2 separate regions of the Homo sapiens genome follow, and region 2 is linked to region 1. The links are chromatin loops, found by intact Hi-C in ENCODE. Cell type or tissue: OCI-LY7. All regions are shown on one strand.

Region 1 (5,000 bases):
GCAGGAGAATCGCTTGAGCCCAGGAGGCGGAGGTTGCAGTGAGCCAAGGACTACAGGCGCACACTACCACGCCCAGCTAATTTTTGTAGAGATGGGGGTTTCGCCATGTTGCCCAGGCTGGGCAGTGTGTCTTGTTAGAGAAGACAGCTGAGGAGGACATCGCCCTGCTTTACGTCCTGTGTTGTAAAGGCTTCTTTTGTCCTCCACAAAAACTGTAGCAACAAATCCTCAAAACTAAAAAAACTTCCCTCTGCCATCTTTATTTATTATTGTTATTTTTTGAGACGGAGTTGCTCTGTCGCCCAGCCTGGAGTGCAGTGGTGCGATCTTGGCTCACTGACCCTCTGCCTCCTGAATTCAAGCGATTCTCCTGCCTCAGCCTCCCCAGTAGCTGGAATTACAGGCACACACAACTACACCTGGCTAATTTTTTTTGTATTTTTAGTAGAGATGGGGTTTCACCATGTTGGCCAGGCTGGTCTTGAACTGCTGTCCCCAAGTGATCTGCACACCTTGGCCTCCCAAAGTGCCGGGATTACAGGCATGAGCCACTGTGCCCAGCCCACTGCCATCTTTAGACATGCCCAAGCCCTCAGGCTGACTTATCTGTGGTGGGCGTCTCCTTAGTTTTTGTGCCCTGGGCACCCTGCCTGCCTCGCCCTGCAGTGCAGTTCTGAAGGTGGACACCTCTTTATTACAATTTTTAATAAGAAAGGCTGTGTCCTCCCTCCTGAAAGCTGGAGCTGCAGAGGAGGGCACGCAGGCAGGGATGTCCAGCAGGGTCAGGGGGCCTCTTAGGACAGTGTTTGGTTTGAGCTGTGGAAGTAGAGCAGAGGTCTCCGGGCAGGTGCGAGGGCAGAAGGGATCCTTGGAGTGTGAGGGCTGGGGCGAGCTGAGGAGGCCGGGTGCATGGGAGTGGAATGTTGTCTTGCAGGTGACAGGGAGACAGGAGGGTCCCAGACAGGGAGTGGGTGGGGGTGGAGCTGAGCGCAGACATGGCTGGAGCTGCAGCCACAGAACAGACGTCTGAGCTGGGCTGGGGCTGTGGGGACCTGGAGGAAGCCCTCAAGCCTCTGCCTTGTCTGTCGATCTCACGAGCCCACCTCATCTGTAGCCTGCCATCCCCACCATTGTGCCTCGCCCCAGCCCCCAAGTCAGGGCCACCGTCCTCTCTGGCGTGGAAGACTGCAGCAACTTCTTTACCTGGCTCCCACCCCGTCCATTCCCTGTAAAGACACAGCCAGAGGCGGCTTTCGAAATGTTGCCATTTTGAAAAACGCACCTCTGGCCAAGACCCTTCAATGGCACCCACTGCCTTCAGCATCAAGGTCATAATTTCATGTCCTGGCAGCCAAGGCTGGGCCATTTACAACCCCAGTCACCCTGTCTGTGGCTTTTGTCCCAAGCCACCCGTCCGCCACAGAAACGCTTCCACTGTAAGGAGCAGGTGAGTGCCATTGTGCTGGGGCGCCTTTCCCAATCCTGCGCTGGGCACCTGCTTTGTGGCAGGTGCTGGGGATGATCAAATGTTCTGGGCTGGTGACAGCACTCGGTCAAGGGCAGGCAGAGCCCTGAAGTCAGGAGAGCTCCGGGCTCATTGGCCAGCTGCCGCCCCCACCCTTCCACCCACTCCCTGCACCTGTCCTCTCCCCTTCCTCACACCTGCACCTGTGACTCACCTGTAAATATTCAAACCTGTCCCAGGGATTGGCTCAGTGCCAGGCCAGGCTGGAGATAGCAACAGTCTAGATGGTGGCCAATGCCCTACAGCTCTCCTAACAAGTCCCCTTAACACAGTCTCTTATGAGCCGAAAGGGACTGAGAATTAGGTGGTCTTCAAAAAATTATTCTCGAAACATACTACTTCAGCAGGACACCAGGCTCCACATAGAGTGCTGGACACAAAGATCAATCCTCAAAGAAACCACAGATTGGTGGGGAGAGAAACAGGTTATAGCAGCAACCAGTTTACAGGGGTGCCTTGGGTGCCAGGCCCTGTGCTAGGGGCTATACCCATGTTGTTGATTGCATTTTACCCTCGCAACACCCCAGAGGTATAGGCATCGTTAGCATCCCCAGCTTACGGAGGAAAAAGCTCAGTGAATAAGTGCCTTGCTCCGAGTCACGCAGGAGGGATCCACTCCCTGGCACCAACAGCTGCTAGCCATCAGGAGTAAACAGCGCTGGGAGAGGACACCCTCCGGTAGCAGAAACCCGCCCCAGCTGGAGGAGGTAGAGGCAGCTACACCAAAAGAAGGAACAATGCCAGGCCTCGGGGCCTGCAAAATGGCAGACGGGGCAGCAAGGACGAGCCCAGTGCGAGGGCCTGGGTGAGCCAGCCCTCAGAAGGTGGGGAGACTGATCCCCGATCACTTCTGGAACTCTAGGAGGAACCTAGCAAATATTAACTCATGGGGTGGAAAGGCAGCCTGAGAAAATGCTGATGCGAAGGGGAAGGAAAAGCTGCTGGTGTGTACTCTGGAAAGGAATCTGGCTTAGGGATGGTGGCAACCCAGGGGGAAAGTCCAGCTCTGTCCACAAGAGGGCTCCTGGCAGCAGGCAATGAAGCCCACCTGAGGAGTGGAGTGGGGACTGTCGCTGGTTCCCCCAAGCCTCTTGGAAGGAAGGCTAAGAAGGAGACATGCCTAATCGTGACCCTGACCCTGAAATACCAGCAGTCAGAAACAAGCAGAGACGGGCAAGAGACATGTTTGCTTCCCAAGATCCTATCCCCACCTCAGGACAGTGCCCTTTCTGCTGAGAAACACATTAGCAGGCTCTTGGATGCTGCTCTTGGTAACACATGAAAAGGCTTTCCCTTCCTAACCTTCCAGAGGAACAGATCTTTCACAGTTCCCAATTATTTGTCTCTTTTTTTTCTTTTTTTTTTTGAGATGAGGTCTTGCTCTGTTACCCAGGCTGGAGTGCTGGAGTGCAGTGGCATGATCTCGGCCCACTGCAACTTCTGCCTCCTGGGTTCAAGCGATTCTCCTGCCTCACTTTCCTGAGTAGCTGGGACTACAGGCTCCTGCCACCACACCGGGCTAATTATTTGTATTTTTAGTAGAGGTGGGGTTTCACCATGTTAGCCAGGATGGTCTCGATCTCCTGACCTCGTGATCCACCTGCCTCAGCCTCCCAAAGTGCTGGGATTACAGGCATGAGCCACTGCGCCCGGCCTCTTTGCTCTCTTTCTGACAAAGGTAACGCACCACTAATTTTTTCTTTTTCAGGTTGATGTAATCTATTGGTGAATAACACATTATTTCAATGATTGTCATTTCCAGAATTCTATTTTCAAATCTGCCTAGTCATTTTCAGACTCTTTTTGCTCATTGTTTTTCAGTGCCATCTTCAGAGGTTTCATATTTTGTATTCTGTATCTGGTGTGCTTTTTTTTTTTTTTTTTTTTTTTTTTTTTTGAGATGGAGTCTCTCTGTCGCCCAGGCTGGAGTGCAGTGGCGTGATCTCGGCTCACTGCAACCTCTGCTTCCCAGATTCAAGCGATTCTCCTGCCTCAGCCTCCTGAGTAGCTGGGATTACAGGCGCCTGCCACCACATTCGGCTAATTTTTGTATTTTTAGTGGAGACGGTTTCACCATGTTGCTCAGGCTGGTCTCAAACTCCGGACTTCATGATCTGCCCTCCTCGGCCTCCCAAAGTGCTGGGATTACAGGCGCGAACTGCTGTGCCCTGCCTGTATCTGGTGATTGTAATATCTGAAGTCCCAGGGGTTAAATCAATTATTGTTCCTGTTGACTTTGCTAACAATGGCTCATTTTCTTGAAGGTTCAGTAGTGTTTCCGGACAGCTTATAATTGGTTGACACACAATATTGACCCTGAAGGTCCTTAATTATCTTAATTTCTCAGCACCAGGATTCCCTGACCTTCCTTCAGTATATACCTGACATGTACAGCTAAGTTTTTAATTTTTGAGACGGGCGTCTCACTATGTTGCCCAGGTTGGTCTCAAACTCCTGGAATCAAGTGATCTCAGCCTCCGAAAGTGCTGGGATTACAGGTGTGAGCCGCCACGCCCGGCCCAGTTTTTCTTTCTTTTTCTCAAGCAGGGACAGAGCTGTTTCCAATTCAGTTTCCATTGCAGATGGGCAGATTTTCCCTGCCGCCTTTTCACGGTGCCAAAGGTGCTGAGCTACCTGCCATTGTGGAAAGGCCCCGGTTTTGTTTCCGTACTTTGTATATGCTCAAAACCAAGCCTCACATTGCGCCTAGAGGCAATCTCCCTCCAACTCTTGAGTTCTTGGAAATGTCCTATCTGTGACCTCAGCAATACAGTTAAAAGTACATTCATTATAATTTATCTGGCATCTGGGTGTTTTGTGGTCACGAAAAGATTTTCAGCCTGCCATTTCTATGGCACATTCCGTTTCCACCAACATAGTGCTCTTGTGGAGGGCTGACAGTCCCATGACTGAGATCTTGTCATTGTTCTAGGTGGGCAGATTGCAGTGCAGCCCAGAAAGGTTTGCAGTTGGCACCACCTGCACCAAAGATCATACAGCCAACCCCTACGCCATAGGCTAGCCCTTCTCCTCGTCTCCAGATCTAGTAACCAGTCCCTCTCCCCTTGCATTCTAGGGGATTGTGAAGCTAGTGGTCCCAACGAGCCTCTTGGGCAAGGCTGTTCAGGAGAGGCGGGTCTCAGGGAGAGAGCACAGATGGGTATCTGAGTGACAGAAGTGAGGCCTCAGCTCACCAGCTGGTAAACCGGACTGGCAGCCTGAAATTCCACACACAGGTGTGCCTGCACCAGCCTTAGGGCCACGGAAAGTACCACCCAGGGGCTGCTGGAGGCAACACAAGCTGTTGGGCTTTTAGGGAGAGTAGTTTGTACAGATTTCAAGGATCCAAGAAATGTTCAGTATCAAAAACCCCCACTTTGGAAAATTATCCTAGGGAAATAAATAATGCGAAGAAAGAGTATGCATAGAAGATGTATGCCACACTGGAAAACGCGAAAGCGATCCAATTGCCCAA
Region 2 (5,000 bases), 140 kb after region 1:
CAAAATGTAAGCTGGGCACGGTGGCTCACGCCTGTAATCCTAGCACTTTAGGAGGCCGAGGCGGGTGGATCACAAGGTCAGGAGTTTGAGACCAACCTGGCCCACACAGTGAAACTCCATCTCTACTAGAAATACAAAAAATTGGCCAGGTATGGTGGCACACACCTGTAGAACAAGCTACTCGGGAGGCTGAGTCAGGAGAATTGCTTGAACCGGGAGGCGGAGGTTGCAAGCAAGTCTCCGTCTTCAAAAAAAAAAAAAAAGGCAAAATATAGCAGCCTAGCCAACCTAGGCTCTACTAACCAAACCAAACCTTATCTCTACTAAAAATACAAAAAAGCTGTGCATGGTGACATTCACCTACAGTCCCAGCTACTCAAGAGGCTGAGGCACAAGAATCACTTGAGTGATTGAGCCGGAGATTGCAGTGAGCCAAGATCACACCACTGCACTTTAGTCTGGACAACAGAGCGAGACTCTGTCTCAAAAAAAAAAAAAAACACCAAAAAAACCAAAAAAACCAGTCCTATGAATTAGTTTACAATAGTGGAAATAATCACCAAAATACCTTGATGGCAATAATGAGCTGAAAATTGGCAAGGCTTCTGTGGATTTAGGCCTGCAGAGCTTGATCTACCTGAAGCTTTTCTTCCCATATGTCATGAATAACAGAAAGGACTTATTTTCATTTCCAGCACAGCTCTGTCTAGTTACAGAACTGAACTTCACAGGTTCATTAATTCCTTTTTCCACTTTCAGGCAGATAGAGAAACATCATCTCCTATAACCACAGGTAATTGGTAGATCTGCAAGAACTAACTGCTCCAAAATGGATGACTCTGCACTTTCTGAGAAAGGGAAAAGGATGTGAATGGTGCTTGGCAACATCATGAAGCAGTCCATCACATATCTGCTTTTATTTACAGAGCATTTAGAAAGTTCTCTGAAAGGTGTGATCTCACTACTAAAGGCATCTCACTACTAACACTGAGCAAATCAATATCGAATGTTGCTGTTGTTCATAAAATCTGTTCCAAGGCACTTAAAACAACAGAAGAGATAAATGTCTTCACTACTGTTTAAAGCAAAGATCTTCTAGAATAGTTTTGTGTCCTTCCCATCTGACTGTAAATTATAAAAACTGCAAAGTATTATGTACAGTATCATTCCATTTAGAAAAAACACTGCGTGAGTATTACAGATGTGTATAAAGGTATACCAAAAAGCCTGAAAATATACAGAAACTTTCAGCGATGAGGTGAAAGAGAATTTTTACTTTTTACTATATTTGCTAGGCATTTTTAAAGAATGTCTTGGCTGGGCATGGTGGTTCACACCTGTAATCCCAGCACAGGGTTTCACCATGTTGGTCAGGCTGGTCTCGAACTCTGGACCTTGTGATCTGCCCACCTCGGCCTCCCGAAGTCTAGGATTATAGGCGTGAGCCACTGCACCTGGCTATAGTTTTTTATTTTTATATTTTAAGATGGAGTCTCACTCTGTTGCTCAGGCTGGAGTGCAGTGGCACGCTCTCAGCTCACTGTAACCTCTGCCTGCTAGGTTCAAGGGATTCTCCTGCCTCAGCCTCCTGAGTAGCTGGAATTACAGGCATGCACCACCACACCCAGCTAATTTTTATATTTTTAGTAGAGATGGGGTTTCACTATGTTGGCCAGACTGGTCTCGAACTCCTGATCTCAGGTGATCTGCCCGCCTCGGACTCCCAAAGTGCTGGGACTACAAGTGTGAGCCACCATGCCCGTCTGACGCTGTAGTTTTTAAATTATTGTTCATTTTTTGAATTTATTTTTACATTTTTGAGGCCGGGTCTTGCTCTGTCTCTCAGGCACAGTGCAGTGACATGATCACAGGTCACTCCAGCCTCAACCTCCTGGGCTTAGCCTCCTCCTGCCTCAGCCTCCTGAGTAACTGGGATTACAGGTGTGCTACTGGCTAATTTTTCTTATGTTTTGTAGAGATGCATTCTTGCTATTTTGCTCAGGATGGTCTCAAACTATTCTTCTGTGTTGTCCTCCCAAAGGGCTGGGATTACAGGTATGAGCCTTCTCGACACTGTAATTTTTGAAAGCTATCTTTAGGAAAGTAATTATAAGATATTCCCCCCGCCCCGTTTTTTTTTTTTTTTTTTTTGAGATGGAGTCTCCCTCTTGTGGCCCAGGATGGAGTGTAATGGCACAATCTCGGCTCACTGCAACCTCTGCCTCCCGAGTTCAAGTGATTCTCTTGTCTCAGCCTCCCAATTAGCTGGGATTACAGGTATACGCCACCATGCCCGACTAATTTTGTATTTTTAGTAGAGACAGGGTTTCGCCATGTTTGTCAGGCTGGTCTCAAACTTGAGGTCTCTGACCCACCCACCTCAGCCTCGCTGGATGACAGAGTGAGACTCCATCTCAATAAAAAAATAAAAATAAAAAACTATAGTGTCAATGCAGAACACTACAGAATAAATAATAGGTAGATATTATAGCATAAATAACATTATCCCTCATTGAGCAGGATACCACTATTTGGCCAAGGACACGTTTTCCGTCACCCAGGCTGGTGTGCAGTGCCACACTTTTTTTTTTTTTTTTTTTTTGAGATGGAGTCTTGCTTTGTCACCCAGGCTGGAGTGCAGTGACACGATCTTGGCTCACTGCAACCTCCACCTCCAGGTTTCAAGCAATTCTCCTGCCTCAGCCTCCCAAGTAGCTGGGACTACAGGCGCCTGCCACCACACCCAGTGAATTTTTCTATTTTTAGTAGAGACAGGATTTCACCATGTTTTTGCTAGGCTAGTCTCAAACTCCTGACCTCAGGTGATCCACCCGCTTCGGCCTCCCAAAGTGCTGTGATTACAGGCGTGAGCCACCAAGCCCGGCCAACAGTAACTTCTTAATTCACATTCCTACCTCCTCCCTTGATTCACTAGGTGTTTTCTCTAAAAGCAATCTCTTAGACCCAGTGCAGTGGCTCACGCCTGTAATCCCAGCACTTTGGGAGGCCAAGGCGGGCGGATCACAAGGTTAGGAGTTCAAGAACAGCCTGGCCAACACAGTGAAACCCCATCTCTAATAATTAAAAAATCAGCCAGGTGTGATGGCAGGCACCAGTAGTCCCAGCTACTCGGGAGGCCGAGGCAGGAGAATCACTTGAACCTAGGAGGCGGAGGTTGCAGTGAGCAAGACCCCACCATCGCACTCCAGCCTATAGGACAGAGCAAGACTTTGTCTTTAAAAATAATAATAATAAAATAAATAAATAAATAAAAGCAATCTCTTTAAAAGGTAAAGGGGATAATGTCACCCTCCTGCTCAAAACTGATTTCATTCAGCAAATCCAAAATCCTTACCATGACCCCAAATGCGCTGTGTGCTCTGGCCCCCATCTACCTCCCTGACATCAGCTTTTCGCTCCATCCCCTGCTCCAGCCATGCTAGCCTCCTTGGTGCTCTTTAAACATATCAAGCATGTTCCTACCTCAGGGCCTCAACACCCGCTATTACCTTTGCCTGGACTGCTCCTCTCCAGACATGGTGAAACCCCGTCTCTACTAAAAATACAAAAATTAGCTCGGTGTGGTAGCACACACCTGTCATCCCAGTTACTGGGGAGGCAAAGGCAGGAGAATCGTTTGAACCCAAGAGGTGGAGGTTGTAGCGAGCCGAGATCGCACCACTGCACTCCAGCCTGGGTGACAGAGTAAGACTCTATCTCAAAAAAAAAAAAAAAAAAAAAAAAAACAAAGGCAGGGCACGGTGGCTCACGCCTGTAATCTTAGCACTTTGGGAGGCCAAAGCAGGTGGATCACCTGAGGTCAGGAGTTCGAGGCCCGCCTGACCAACATGGTAAAATCCTGTCTCTACTAAAAATACAAAAAAAGTAGCCAGGCATGGTGGCCGGTGCCTGCAATCCCAGCTACTTGGGAGGCTGAGGTAGGAGAATTGCTGGAACCCAGGAGGCAGAGGCTGCAGTGAGCCGAGATCGCACCACTGCACTCCAGCCTGGGCAAAAGACCCCCTCTCAAAACAACAACAACAACAAAAAAAAACACAAAACAAAAAACAGCAAGTACTTATCAACACCTAAATATATTAAACAGGTACAACATTCTTTTTTTTTTTTTTTTTTTTCCTGGGACAGAGTCTTACTCTGTCACCCGGCCAGTAGCGCAGTTGCGCAATCTTGGCTCACTGCAATCTCTTCCTCCCGGGTTCAAGCGATTCTCCTGCCTCAGCCTCCCAAGTAGCTGGGATTACAGGCACCTGCCACCATGCCCCAGCTAATCTGGCCAGGTGCGGTGGCTCACGCCTGTAATCCCAGCACTTTGGGAGGCCAACGCAGGCGGATCACAAGGTCAAGAGTTCGAGACCTGCCTGGCCAACATGGTGAAACCCCGTCTCTACTAAAAAATACAAAAATTAGCTGGGCGTGATGGTGGGCACCTGTAATCCCAGCTGTAATTGGGAGGCTGAGGCAGGAGAATCGCTTGAACCTGAGAGGTGAAGGTTGCAGTGAGCTGATACTGTGCCACTGCACTCCAGCCTGGGAGACAAGAGTGAGACTCTATCTCAAAAAAAAAAACCAAAAAAAAAACAAAAAAACCCATTACGGTCTATGAAAGCAGCACTGTTTTCTTCACGACTGTATGCCCTCTACCTATCTCACAAAGCAGAGGCTCTTCAAAAAGGTTAAACATTAACAACAGCAAGTTGTTAGTCTGGAGAGGATGTGTAATAAATGGAACTCTCACAGACTGCTGATGCAAGCATTGGCTGATAGAACAACTCTGGAAAACTTTGACAGCAGCAGCATCTACTAAAGCTGAACATATGCACACTGTATGTCCCTCCAATCCCATTCCTAGGCATACACCCAACAAAAAGACATACATACGTGGCCGGGTGCGGTGGCTCACGCCTGTAATCCCAGCACTTTGGGAGGCCAAGGTGGGTGGATCACAAGGTCAGGAGATCGAGACCATCCTGGCTAATGCA

Evidence for each region. Peaks named below come from ENCODE experiments on the same cell type or tissue, not always from the same donor. Only the 100,000 strongest peaks of a DNase experiment are listed, where the experiment ranks them.
Region 2: a loop joins it to region 1, with 9 times the contacts of the local background. A loop is called at or near these places in 11 of 110 quality-filtered maps.

Annotation. Positions count from the first base shown.
Region 1 is chr20:33,650,957-33,655,956 of GRCh38, reverse strand. No RefSeq gene overlaps it. Among named protein-coding and RNA genes, the nearest start is that of C20orf144, 8.9 kb to the left of the region's middle. RefSeq lists an enhancer at 2,233-2,821. In OCI-LY7, CTCF peaks have their summits at 2,323 and 2,523 (motif pointing right); a DNase peak (open chromatin) is centred at 2,556; H3K27ac peaks cover 608 bases.
Region 2 is chr20:33,512,953-33,517,952 of GRCh38, reverse strand. The region is part of intron 1 of CBFA2T2 (CBFA2/RUNX1 partner transcriptional co-repressor 2); the gene reads right to left. Among named protein-coding and RNA genes, the nearest start is that of CBFA2T2, 25 kb to the right of the region's middle. RefSeq lists an enhancer at 45-809. In OCI-LY7, a CTCF peak has its summit at 2,148 (motif pointing left); a DNase peak (open chromatin) is centred at 2,172; H3K27ac peaks cover 712 bases.